2 separate regions of the Mus musculus genome follow, and region 1 is linked to region 2. The links are chromatin loops, found by intact Hi-C in ENCODE. Cell type or tissue: left cerebral cortex. All regions are shown on one strand. Each heading gives the region's core, and the rest is flanking DNA. Links, peaks and the distances in the headings are about the cores only.

Evidence for each region. Peaks named below come from ENCODE experiments on the same cell type or tissue, not always from the same donor. Only the 100,000 strongest peaks of a DNase experiment are listed, where the experiment ranks them.
Region 1: it touches region 2 in a loop (2.2-fold over the local background); 8 of 42 quality-filtered maps call a loop at or near these places.

What each region holds. Positions count from the first base shown.
Region 1 is chr14:55,669,008-55,674,007 of GRCm38, forward strand. Nedd8 (neural precursor cell expressed, developmentally down-regulated gene 8) reads right to left here and starts at 2,873. Exons shown (of 4, transcript NM_008683.4): 1 at 2,788-2,873. The coding sequence starts at 2,805. Gmpr2 (guanosine monophosphate reductase 2) reads left to right here and starts at 3,228. Exons shown (of 10, transcript NM_177992.2): 1 at 3,228-3,377; 2 at 3,699-3,794; 3 at 3,943-4,062. The coding sequence starts at 3,708. In left cerebral cortex, for the core only: a CTCF peak has its summit at 2,902; DNase peaks (open chromatin) are centred at 2,697, 2,931 and 3,212; H3K4me3 peaks cover 2,242 bases; H3K27ac peaks cover 1,568 bases.
Region 2 is chr14:55,886,108-55,894,051 of GRCm38, forward strand. Khnyn (KH and NYN domain containing) reads left to right here. Exons shown (of 8, transcript NM_027143.3): 3 at 385-1,511; 4 at 1,607-1,737; 5 at 1,814-1,910; 6 at 7,885-7,944. Among named protein-coding and RNA genes, the nearest start is that of Khnyn, 5.1 kb to the left of the region's middle. In left cerebral cortex, for the core only: CTCF peaks have their summits at 4,526 (motif pointing left) and 4,731; no DNase peak of the experiment used is centred there.

The DNA of each region.
Region 1 (5,000 bases), core at 1-5,000, 220 kb before region 2:
TTTGAAACAGAGTCTCACCACTGGTCTGGTGTGAGCAGCCATGACAGGCCTGCCCTTTCCTGGGTGCTGGGAATCTCAGGCCCTCATGCTTACAGACCAAGTGCTCTTCCTCACTGAGCTGACTCTCCAGGCCTAAAAGGCATTCCTTGTTTGTTTTTGTTTTGTTTTTTTGAGACAGGGTTTCTCTGTATAATGTTCCTGGCTGTCCTGGAACTCCATTTGTAGACAAGGCTGTCCTGGAACTCAGAGATCTGCCTGCCTCTACCTCCTGAGTACTGGGGTTAAAGACATGCACTACCACATGTTTCCAGGAGATATTCTTGATACAAAGTTATCATACTGTGATGGTGAAAGATCTCTATATTATGGATTGGAGGTTTTTGTTTGTTGTTTTGAGACAAGGTCTCACTATGTAATAAGGCAACTGGAATGCTGCATCCCAGCTTCTGCAGGCTGGGAAGATAACTGGTAGACTCCCTGGAAAACAATTTGACAGTTCTTTTAAAGTTATATATAACATCTACACGGCCTAGTAATTCCACTTCAAGATATTTATAAAAAAAGAAAAGAAGGGCTGGAGATAGCTCAGAGGTTAAGAGCACTGGCTGCTCTTCCAGAGGTCCTGAGTTCAGTTTCAAGCAACCACATGGTGGCTCACAGAGATCCAGTGCCCCCTTCTCCCCTGTAGGCATACATGCAGCCAGAACGCTGTATACATAACAAATAAATCTTTCAAAAAAAAAACCCAAAAAACAAAAAAACAAAACTGTGTTCCAAATACCTGGCAGACTAGCAGGATTAACCCTCGATTAAGGTAATGGGAAGGTAACTTATGATAGAAAATGCTACATTTTATTTGAGGTCCACAGACATAAGGTAATACATTTCATTCAGAAATGGTTTAGGCTGGTAGCTACCATACATAATGTCCTACGCCATTCCAAACAAAACAAAACCAGGAAGGACTTAATTGTGAAGAAGAAAGTGGTATAGATAGGCAAGAAATCAGCAATACAGAGAAACAGCTGAAAAATGAATAATGTCCAAAGAACATTCACAGTGTGTGTGTGTGTGTGTGTGTGTATGTGTGTGTGCAAGAAAGAGATGGACAAAGGGATTAATATTAGATAGAAGTGGGGCTAAAGAGATGCCTCAGTGGTTAAGAGCACTCTTTCCAAGGAGCTGGATTTGGATCCCAGAACTCACATGGTGGCTCACAACTACCTGTAATTCCAGTTCCAGGGAATCTAGTGGCCTCCTTGGGCACCACCAGGCACACAGGTGCCAAGACATATAAGCACGGACAGCACCCATACACACACATATACTAAAGATGCGATTTAAAAAAAAAGAATAGGCAGGTGCTGCAGAACAGAAGTTAGACAATATTAAGACGATGTCTGCCTGTAATCCTAGCCTCTGGCGGTTCACATGCAGCAGGCTGTGAGACTGTGGATGGGGGGCTGGGGGTGGGCTGCTTGTCTTAGCAATTAGAGGGCTAACACAGGTGGATCTCCACAAGCTTGAGAGCAGCCTAGGCTACAGAGGCTGGTTCAAAATCCCAAGTAATCCTCCACCTCCACCACCACCGCCATCATAGATCCACTGAACAGGGAGGGACTATCATTCTTATGATCCATTAAGTCTGAGCCTACCCAAAACACAGTGTTGTATATATTAAAAACAAAGAATAAAATGGTGTTTAAAACTCAAAGACCTGCTGGGCAGTGGTGGCGCACGCCTTTAATCCCAGCACTTGGGATGCAGAGGCAGGCGGATTTCTGAGTCCGAGGCCAGCCTGGTCTACAGAGTGAGTTTCTGGACATCCAGGGCTGCACTGAAAAACCCTGTCTCCAAAAACAAAACAAAACAAACAAAAAGAGTCAAAGACCTATTGCTAATTCATAGATTACCCATGTCTGAAAAACAGTAATCATCAACTTGCCCTCTGACTTCAATCTTTAATTAAAGTTTTTTTTGGAAGGAATGTAGAAAAAAAGGCTAATAGTTGACGTGTCCAGTAACTGAAGATAGACTGAACACAGCAATGAAAAGGTCAGATTAATGCCAGGCCTCCTCATTATTATCATTTTTGTGTCTCTGTCTAAATGTACAGCAGAATGGCCTGATGGGTTTAAAACTGAACATCTACGGGAGTTGAAGACAGAGTACCAAGAACCAACGCATCGATAAGTAGCCTAAATTAGCCAAAGAAATGAGGCTAGTTCTTAATGTCCAGTTCCGACAGAAGGTGCCTAGTACCACTCCGAGCTTAGCTACTGTAAGACGGGTGAGACACTAACCTTGGCTCGTAGTCTAGCTACTGAAAGGCCCTCACTTTCATCAGACTCTAATCAGTGCTGTGCTCTGGAGGGAGCCTGTGTTAGGGCCTGAGAGAAGTATACAATCTAGGCATGAAGAACAGGGGACAAAGCTTTCCCAAAAAATTCTGGAGTGAGGAGCCAAGCTGCTGCCAGGCCTTCTCTATGACTGCAAGGGCTTGAATACAGTGAGACCAGGACAAACGCTGCCTCCTTCTGGGTCTGAATACAGACTGGCAAGAAAGTAGGACAGGCTTCCTTGTAAGACCCGAAGTCTTCAGGCTGGATCGGCCTCCAGAGCTCAAAGCCTCCCGGGGTCCCCCTAGTTCCCATCAAGCCTCGCGCAGGGCCCCGAGGGTGTCAGCCCTCCAAGTTCAGGAAAGGCATGGTTTTCCTTCCCGCCTCTCCCTTAAGGCGCAGCGGCCAACCCTGCACCGAGTCTTGGAAAGTCTGGAAACGCTCCCACCTTCACTTTAATTAGCATCTTCTTCCCAGGTTGGGGTTGCAGGCGGCTAGAGTGCTGCTTCTCCCGCTGTGGTCGCTGCTGCCGCTGCCGCTTCCCAGCACTCCACGGCAAGGAACACTTCTGCTTCCGGGTCACTCTCTGGACCCACCCTCTCCTCTTTCCACCGGGTTCCCGAAACGCTCAGGAGTGCCCTCGTGTTCTGTGTCAGTGGGGTTGTAAAGAGAAAGGCAAGTCGGCTAGGAACAGCCAGACGGCGCCCTGAGACCCCGCGCGTGGCCACCGAACTGGTGTTAGCGGCGAGCTGGAACGGAACAAACTACTTGTCCCATCATGCCTGGAGGCAGCTCTGTCCTTTGCATCCTAGGAGTTGTAGTTCTTCTGCCGCTCGCACTCAACGGCAGCTTGAGTGTGTGGACTCTGTTACCCAGAAGGCCTTGCACAGCGCCCGAAGCTAGAATTCCTTGGGTAGTCGAGTTTGCAATTAGCGGAACTCGTTCGAGTGGCCCTGAAGGCTCATCGAGGCTGCACGCGGCTAGTTGCTAAGCAAAAGAATCTTTGGTCAACTGCCACCTGAGTCAAAGCAACAGGAAGTGAGTACCGCTATGCCGGAAGCTGGTTAAAATCTCTTTTCTCATCCCTAAGTTAGCTTCTTACTCTAAGTTGCCCTTTGCAGGGGCGAAAAAAGGGAGAGTAACTAGGTAAGGAAGCACCTTCAGGAACCATAATCTCTTCCCAATTCTCCCTAAAAATCATACCTGGGATTGAAGCATTAGGATAATCCAGACACTGGATGGTCCCAGGGAGACTTGAAGAACCACACCCTGATCTGACTTTACACAGTTTAAGCGTGAGAGGCGAACTTTGTTACTTCCCAGTCTTACAGCCTCATTTTTTTTTAAATCTAACTCCAGCTTTGCATCATGCCTCATATTGATAATGATGTGAAACTTGACTTCAAGGATGTCCTGTTGAGGCCCAAACGCAGCACTCTTAAGTCTCGAAGTGAGGTGAGCCAGTTGTCTTCCTTGGTTTTTATTTATTTATTTATTTTTACCTCAAGCTTCTAATGGACCAGGTCCAAGAAAGCTGTCAGGTTCGAGAACGATACATATTTTCTGAATGAATGAAATCTTAATGTCCTCTTAATGTCTGCAGGTAGAGCTCACAAGATCATTTTCGTTCCGGAACTCAAAGCAGATGTACAGTGGCATCCCTGTCATTGCTGCCAATATGGATACCGTGGGCACTTTTGAAATGGCTAGGGTTCTCTGTAAGGTGAGATTAACCTTATGCCCCCTACCAGATCTTCTCCCAGCTAGCGGCTACAGAGGAATTGCATCTGTATTCCCAGTCTCTGGCAATTAACAGAATGTTGTGTTTACTATTTTTTTTTCCATTACTAAGAACCATTTGATCAGTTCAAAGATCTGTCTGAACTAGTGAGATTCAAATTTAGATCTGTTTCATCTTTTTTATTATAATCTCCCATAAATTATATACTTTACCAAATTCTTCCAGTGCCCACCCAGGTCAACCCAAGCACATGCATTTCTTCAGTCAGTCATTGTTTGAACATTAAGCAGTCACTGTTTAGTCCAGAAATTAAATACTGTTTTGAGTATTTAAAAATTTTCAACCTGGGATATTACAGAAAAAAGGAGTTTATTAGTTTTCTTGTATGCCTACTATTATTTTAATTTTTCACTTCTTTAAGGTTCTTTTAGGTTCCTGGGAGTTTCTGAGATCTATCCCAAATGGAAGTTTTGTTCTTAAATACAGATTGTTCCCTTTGAAAATGGAAGACACTGCTCCTGACAGTAATATCACTTGCCTCTATGCATGTAGTTGAGAAGGTAGATAGTTGCCTGGGCACTTTTGAGAACATAATGTGCTTTGCTGATTAATCCTAGTATCCCTAGTTGGTGGGTTCTGTTTCTGTTTGTGGCTGTTGGCCTTAAAGACCTGGGTTTTTGTTTGTTTGTTTTTCTGTTTTTGTAGAATGTTTGTTGTGCTTTCTCTGAGATTGATAATTATGGAGTTTTATTACTTTATTCCTGTTACCATTTACTAATTCTTCAGGGTTTTGGCTATTATCTTGTCTGTCTTCTCTGACAGGTGGATTTGGGGAATTGGCAAATCTGTTAAAAAGGCATGCTATAATTCATGAACCTTACTGGGAAATGGATTTCAATACTGTGGACAAGTACTACAGA
Region 2 (7,944 bases), core at 1,831-6,830:
CTCTTGAGCTTTGAGGAACTCAGCAAACCTTTTTATTTAGAATTTTGGTTTCACTTCTGCTGTGCTGCCTAGGTTCTTCAGGCTTTAGAACCAAATCACTTCATGCTCTTGGAGATAGTAAGGTAATCCCCTCTGTACAGGTGGGCCTTGCCAGGGAATTCCCTGGGGTTGAGAGGGGGCCGGCCACTTTTTCCCCCCTTTGCACCCAAGGCCAATAGGCTCCATCACTTGACAGCCCTCTGGTCTGTTCTTACATTTCCATAGGTCTACAGTGTGAATAGAAACAGTATCTACTTAGATGATGTAATAGCTTGAAGCTCAGGGAGAGCAGTGAATCTGAAAGGGATGGCTTCTAGAAGTTTCCTCTCTGACCTCCCTATCTAGGAATACCTGAAGGGGCTCTGCAGCCCAGAACTACAGAGTGAGATCCACTACCCACCCAGACTGCACTGCATCTTTCTGGGAGCCCACGGTTTCTTCCTTGACTGCCTGGCCTGGAGCACATCTGCCCACCTGGTGCCTCTGCTTCCTGGCTCTCTGATGATCAGTGGCCTAACCGAGGCGTTTGTGATGGCCCAGAGCCGGGTGGAGGAGTTAGTGCAACGGCTGAGCTGGGACCTTCAGCTACAGTCTTGTCCCGGAGCCCCTGACAATGGCGGAGTGCTGAGAGACTTCTCTGCCCTGCTGCAGACTAGGGAGGATGCCTACACAGAGGCCCTGCTGCGGCTGCCCCTGGCCGTGCAGGAGGAGCTCCTAAGCCTGGTGCAGGAGGCATCTAGAGGGCAGGGTCCATCTCGTGAGGTGGGGAGCTCAGGCCTGTTGAGTCCTCAGTTCCAGGGAGTCAGGGCTCCCTTGAATGAAGGCAGGGAATTCGTAGGCACCAGAGTGGCAGGGTCGGGAAAGTCGCCAGCAGTAAGAGGACAAAGTCATACTGTGGAGAAGGAGGAAAGGAAACAGGATGCTGTCAGGGACATGGGTTCAGGGCGGAAGGAGCTGTCTGGGGAAGAGGTCTGGGAGCCTGGAGTGGCTTACAGGTCACAGCTAGCAGGTGGAGGAGCAGAGGAGGTGGCACCCTTGAAGGGAAAGGCCTCGGGGAAACAGGAGGTTCCTCAGCAAAGAGGAGGGTTCAGTGTGCAGGGTGAACCTTCAGGTGCGCATGTGCCCTGTCAGAGGGCAGCTCCAATCCGGGGAGCCTCTCTCCTCCAGCGGCTCCACAATGGGAGCGCCTCACCTCCGAGAGTGCCTAGCCCTCCGCCCGCGCCGGAACCCCCATGGCCCTGTGGAGACCGAGACCGAGATCGAGATCGGGGAGACAGGGGAGACAAGCAGCAGGCTGGAGCTCGAGGCCGAGGGTCTCCGTGGAAGCGAGGCACTCGTGGGGGCAACTTGGTGACTGGCACGCAGCGTTTCCAGGAAGCCTTACAGGATCCTTTCACCCTGTGCCTTGCCAATGTGCCTGGCCAGCCAGATCTCCGTCACATTGTCATTGATGGCAGCAACGTGGCCATGGTGTAAGTAGCTGGTGGGACTGAGTTCTGGAGACAGCCTCTGAGGGGCTTGTGCCGCAGCCTTCTCTGGGTCCTGACGTCGACGCTCTCCGTAACAGGCACGGACTCCAGCATTACTTTTCCAGTCGGGGTATTGCTCTCGCTGTACAGTACTTCTGGGACCGTGGCCACCGTGACATAACCGTCTTTGTGCCTCAGTGGCGCTTCAGTAAAGATTCCAAGGTCAGAGGTAAGTTGGGTCTGGTCATCTGTGTCCTGGTGAGGCTGGGTCCACCTTGAGAACCCTGTTGCACTTTGTTCTACAGAGAGTCACTTCCTGCAGAAGTTGTATTCCCTGAGTCTGCTTTCCCTGACACCCTCACGAGTCATGGATGGCAAGAGGATTTCTTCTTATGATGACAGGTAATTGTTCCTCTCCTGGCCCCGAGTTTGCTATCTAAGGAATCTAGTGGGATTTGGAGTAGGACAGAGATGCTCCCGACCTCTGTCTTCTAGCCTCAGTAGTAGAGCTAGTTTCAGTGGGACAAATGATGGGTAGCTCAGCTCTGCAGGTGAGAGGAGACGGGCTGTAGACAGTGATGGTTTGCCTGCTCGCTATTCACCTCGTATTTATATAGAGTGCTTTATTGTCTAGGAAATACTGTGCAATTGAGATCTGCAAAAGCTGGTGGCATATAGAGCTGACAGAATTCCCAAATGTAGAGAAATTGTTTGAACATTCTGGGAAAAGGAGAGCAAACCTTTAAAGTAAACAGAAGGCAGAAACACAGTCTTTGAATGCTAGGAGTGTCTGGAACAGGATATGGCTAGAGGCCACAAGACTCAGGATGGAAGGGAATGTCGGAGTCAGAGCCCCAGGTTTTCTTAGGGATCTGCTTTCTCTATGGCCTTAGCCCCACCTCTCAGTGAATCAAATCAACCTCTTTATCTCAGGATCCATCTCCATTCATTTACCCTCCTTGTGAATTCCAAAAGAAGCTAAGGTATGTGCTTGCCTCATTCCTGGTGCTAAGCTGGAGGGAAGTCTAGTGATGTTCCCTCTTAACAGTGCATGGGCCCAGTTAAGTATTGCATGAAGCTGGGTGTGGTAGTCGCTCCTGTTCTCCCAGCACATGAGAGACTGAAGCAGGATAGTCTCCATTAATTTGAGGCCAGCATGAGCTACAAAGTGTGTTCCAGGCTAGCCTGGACAATAAGGTGAGACCCTGTTTTAATAAACTAAAAAGAAAAAATAAAGGCAAAAAGTGATAAATAAAATAACATCTCTATTTACAGAGAGAGACAGAAGCTAAGTGGTTAACTCCCTTGGCAATAAAAAATTAGAATTTAAGGTTACCTTGTAGGCAAAACAGAAAACATAGGGCTTATTCCTGCATAGTTGTGCACACATGGTATGGATATATATGCAGTTTAAAGCTAATTAGCTACTTTTAAATCGTTGTAAACATTACATCTTATTTTATGGGTAGTAGTGTTTTGCCTGCATGCATGGGTGTGCACTGTGTGCATGCCTGGTGCCCACAGAGTCCTAAAAAGGGTGTTGGATCTTCTGGAGCTGGAGTTACAGGGCATTGTGAGTTTCCTGCTGTGGCTGCTGGGAACCAGGTCTTTTGCATGCACAGCAAGTGCTCTTAACTTTTGAACCATCTCTCCGGCCCTATTTACAGTCTTTCAACAGCTATCAATACTTATTCCTTAGGATGTTCATTCAGTTTTTAACAATTAGTTTCCAAGTTACCGTGATTATCTTAGTTTATTTTCCTATACTGGCGATAAAATACTCCGAAAGAAGCAACTGAAGGGCTGGAGCAATGGCTCAGGGGTTACAAGTGCTCCTTGCTCCTTCAGGTTTGTTTCCTGGCACTCACACCATTGTAGCACACACAGCTCCAATGAGTCTAACACCCTAATCTGGGCTTTGTGAGCCTGCGATGTGTGTCAAGACACATGCAACCCGAGTTGGGTAGAACAACTCAAAGGGTAGAAGGAGTAAGCTGACTTCTGCAAGTTGTTCTCTGATCTCCACATTCTCATTGTGTCACATGTGTGTATGCGCGCACACACACAAACACAAATTAGAAAGGTAACTTAAAGGGCTGGAGAGATGGCTCCGTGGTTAAGAGCATTGATTGTTCTTCCAGAGCTTCTCAGTTTAATTCCCAGCAACCACATGTTGGCTCGCAACCATCTGTAATGAGATCTGATGCCCTCTTCTGATGTGTCTGAAGACAGCTACAGTGTATTCATATGCATAAAATGAATAACTCTTTAAAAAAAAAAGCACCTTTAAGAAGGATAATTTTAGCTCCTAGTTTCAGGTTACTGTCCGGTTCAGGTTACAGTCCATCAGAGCTGGGAAATCACAGTAACAGGAACTTAAGGGAACCGGTCACATCACATCCATAATCAGGAACAGAGAGCAATGAATGCATACATGGTAGTGCTCAGCTCACTTCCTCATAGGATCCGGGATCTGCTGCCTAGGGAATGGTGCCACTCACAGTGGATGGATCTTTCCATTTTAATTAGCGACATTCTTACAGATCACTTGCTCTAGACAGTCCTTCATTGTGAATGCTTCTCTGGTGATTCCAGATTGTATTAGGTTGACAATTAAAAGCTAAGCAGCAGAGTGATTATATGTTTTATCTTTCTATATATTTAGTTTTTACTTCTGAGAAGTAACTAGTATTTTACAAAAGGTCCTTCACTTTCTTTGTGTCTTAGTTAGGTTTCTGTTGCTGTGATACATGCCGTGATCCTAAGAAGTGTGGGGAGGAAGGGTTTTATTTCATCATAAGCTTTCAGGCAATAGTCACCTCTGATGGGAGGTCAGGGCAGAAACCTGGAGGCAGGGATTGGTGCAGGGACTGCAGAGGAGTGCTACTTACTGACTTGCTCAGCTGGCTTTCTTTTCCTTTTCTTCTTCTTTTTTTTTTTTTTTAAAGAGTTGTTTATATGAGTACAGTGTCACTGTCTTCAGACACACAAGAAGTGGGTATCGGATCCCATTACACATGGTTGTGAGCCACCTTGTGGTTGCTGGGAATTGAACTCAGGAACTCTGGAAGAGCAGTCAGTGCTGTTAGCTGCTGAGCCATCTCTCCAGCCCATCAGCTGGCTTTTTTATACCACCCAGGGCCACTTGCCTAGAGGTGGCACTGCCCACCATGGGCTGGTCCTTTCTTTATCAATTAACAATCAAGAAAATGTCCCATACACTTGCCTACAGGCAATTTGATGAGTCATTTTTCTCAACTGAGGGTCCTCTTGCTAGATAACTATATTGTGTCAAGTTGAAACAAAAACAAAAACTTCCCCCCAAAACCGAAAAGCCAACCAGAACACTGCTGCTGCGACTGGGTCTTCTTTGGATCTCACTATGAATCTCTGAGCCAGACTAATACCTCATCCGTATAGGCCAGGTTGACTTTGAGTTTGTGCCGCTTCTCCTGCTTCTGCCTCCTAAGTGCTGCTGTTTTTTTTTTAGGCCTAGGTTTCAATATATCTTAGACAGTAACTTGTTGACCATATCAGCATTGTAACAGAATTGATACTGGAGACTGAGTTTTAATGCATAGTTCCATAGAACCTGGTGGGTACATGATCTTCTAACCTTGGAATTTTTCTTCACTATGGAAAAATCATCACAGTAGAGCACAGCAGGGCCTGGCGAATGACTGCTGCAGAGCAGGGCGTCTCCTCACAGGAGAGCAGTAAACTGCTTAACTAGAAAGCGTCTCTGTATGTCACAGAGCATAGCATCCCCTTAGCTTGCTTCCCAACTACCTGCTCTCTGTACAACAGTGCCTTTCGGATACTGACCACCCACTTCTAACTAGATGCCTGACTTGGAGAAAGAACTCTGGGGTGAGAGTTGGTCCAGGATCCTCTGTGAATCAAGCACTTCAGGGCCTGGGGGAAGGGAGCCCTATTGTGACTGCATTTTACAGGAAGGAAGGGTTGTTCATTGAGAAGGATGTGGGATGGGCTGGATCTCTTTGATTTTAAAAGTCTAAAGTCTACCTACCACCTTGTGAATGTTACTGTGGATGCAGAGTTATTAAAATGGGACCTGGGCATGGTGGCAAATAATCTTTAATACCAGTACTTGGGACGTGGAGGCAGGGGCAGGGGCAGGGGCAGAGGCAGAGGTAGGGGCAGGGAGATGAGTAGTTTGAGGTAGTTTTAGCTATTTGGTGAGTTGGAGGCAAGCCTAGACTATGTGACGTCCTATCTTGAAATAAAACAAAAAGAGAACAAAACAAGAGGACTACTAAAGTGGGCCTCAGGTGTCTTTAAAAAATTTTAAATTTTGGGTTGGAGAGATGGTTCAGAGGTTAGGTGCACTGGCTGATCTTCTAGAAGTTCTGAGTTCATTTCCTAGCACTCACATGACAGTTCACAATCTTATGCCCTCCTCTGGTCTGTAGTCATACATTCAGACAGACAGAGCACCAGTATACATAAAAAACAAACCAAAAACCAACCAACCAACCAACCAAACAAACAAACAAAAAACCCAAAACCATCAAAAATCAAAACCAAAAGCACAAACCCTTAGAAACAATAACAAAAAACTTTGAAGTTTTATTTTTCTATTTATTTTTTGAGATACGGTTTCCCATAGCCTAGGCTGGCCCCAGGCTCAGTGAGTAACTGAGAATGACCTTGAACGGATTCCATTGTCTCCTGAATGCTGCAGTTGCCGGTGTATGTTGCCACGCTCGGTTTATGTGGTGCTGGAGACTGAACCTAGGGCCTCGTGCATGCAGGCTGGGCACTCTACCAAGCAAGCCATATTGCCAGAAAGGAATCTCCTTAGGTGGCTTTCACTGTAAGGGCTTAGGATGCATTCAGAGACGGAGGGAATAGTTTAAGGAATTGAAGTCAGATAGCAGAGCATGTGTTGAGAGAGTAATCTGATTGTTGATCTTAGCTGGAGTGGAGGGCACTTGAGGGAATTCTGAGAGAAGACTGGAAGGGTGACATGGAGGCTCTTAGTTGCCAGGCCTGGACATGCGGCCTTTAGTCAAAGTCTTTCACTTGGGCTGGGTTGGGCTGAAGGGCAGCTGTGGAAGAGTTCTGTGTAAGGGGAGAGCAGGTGAGACTGGAGGACGGTGGGCAGTTAGGTAAGGCAAATGAATTGGTAGAAGGCTGGGCAGTAGTCATAGTTTTAATGTCTGAATTATTAAGGTGATTGCGGCCTTGGGAAGGAAGGCAGTGTGAGAAGTTCTTCATTGGGAACTTTTCAGAGGATAAATGTAGGTTTGTGAGTGACGGGTGGGGTGGGAGAGAGTTAGAGCTAGCTCTTACTGGTTCTTAGTGTTGAGTGAAGGCTGTAGTGAATGGTGATGTTGGAAGACTGCCTCGGGTCCTTCACTGTTTCTTCTCTAATCTCTGTGTCTAGTCAGTCACGTGTAGCTGGGTGATGCTGAGGTGTGAAGCTAACTATGGAGGCACAGGCTGTGATCTCAGCCACTTGGGAGACCGAAGCAGGACGACTGAGAGTTCAAAGCCTACTTGGGCTACAGAGCAAATTCAAGGCTAGACCAAGTAACTTAGCAAGATCCTGTCTTTGATTTTTTTGTTTGTTTTTGGGACAGTTTCTCTCTATGTAGCCCTGGCTGTCTGGAACTATGTAGGCCAGGCTGGCTTAGAACTCACAGAGATTCACTTGTCTCTGCCTTCTGAGTGCTGGGATTAAAGGTGTATGCCACCATATCCTGCCTGTCGCCCTGCTCTGCCCCAACTTGTTGGTCTCTATCTCTGTCTGTCTCTCTATCATCTATGTATCTTATCATCTGTCTGTCTGTCTATCTATATCTAACCTATATTCATGTGCCTATTATCTGTCTGTCATCTATCTATCATCTATCTGTCGGTCTGCCTATTATCTATCATCTATGTATATGTTTCTGTCAATCATCTATTTATCTATCTATCATCCATCATGTATCTATGATCTGTCTATTATCTATTTGTCTGTTGGTCATCTACAGACATCTATCATCTATTATCAATCTTTGTATCTATCATCTGTGTCATCTATGTATCTATGCATCTATTTACCTATCTATCATCTATCTATATGTATGTATGTATGTATGTATGTATGTATGTATGTATCATCTACATACATACATACATACATACATACATACATACATACATACTATCTCAGTGGTAAAGCATTTGCTTAGGATGCATGAGGGTCTGGGCTCAATTCCCAAGAAGTCTTCCTCACCCTTCTTCAGTTAAGTGAATGAGTTTGGAGACTGACCTCCATCACCAGAAGTGGGTCACAGGTGCTGATATCTTACTGTGGGGTCAGCTCCTTGGAGAGTCCCAGAATGGTGTCTGTGTTTTGAGACAGGTTCATGGTGAAGCTGGCTGAAGAAACGGATGGGATCATTGTCTCCAATGACCAGTTCCG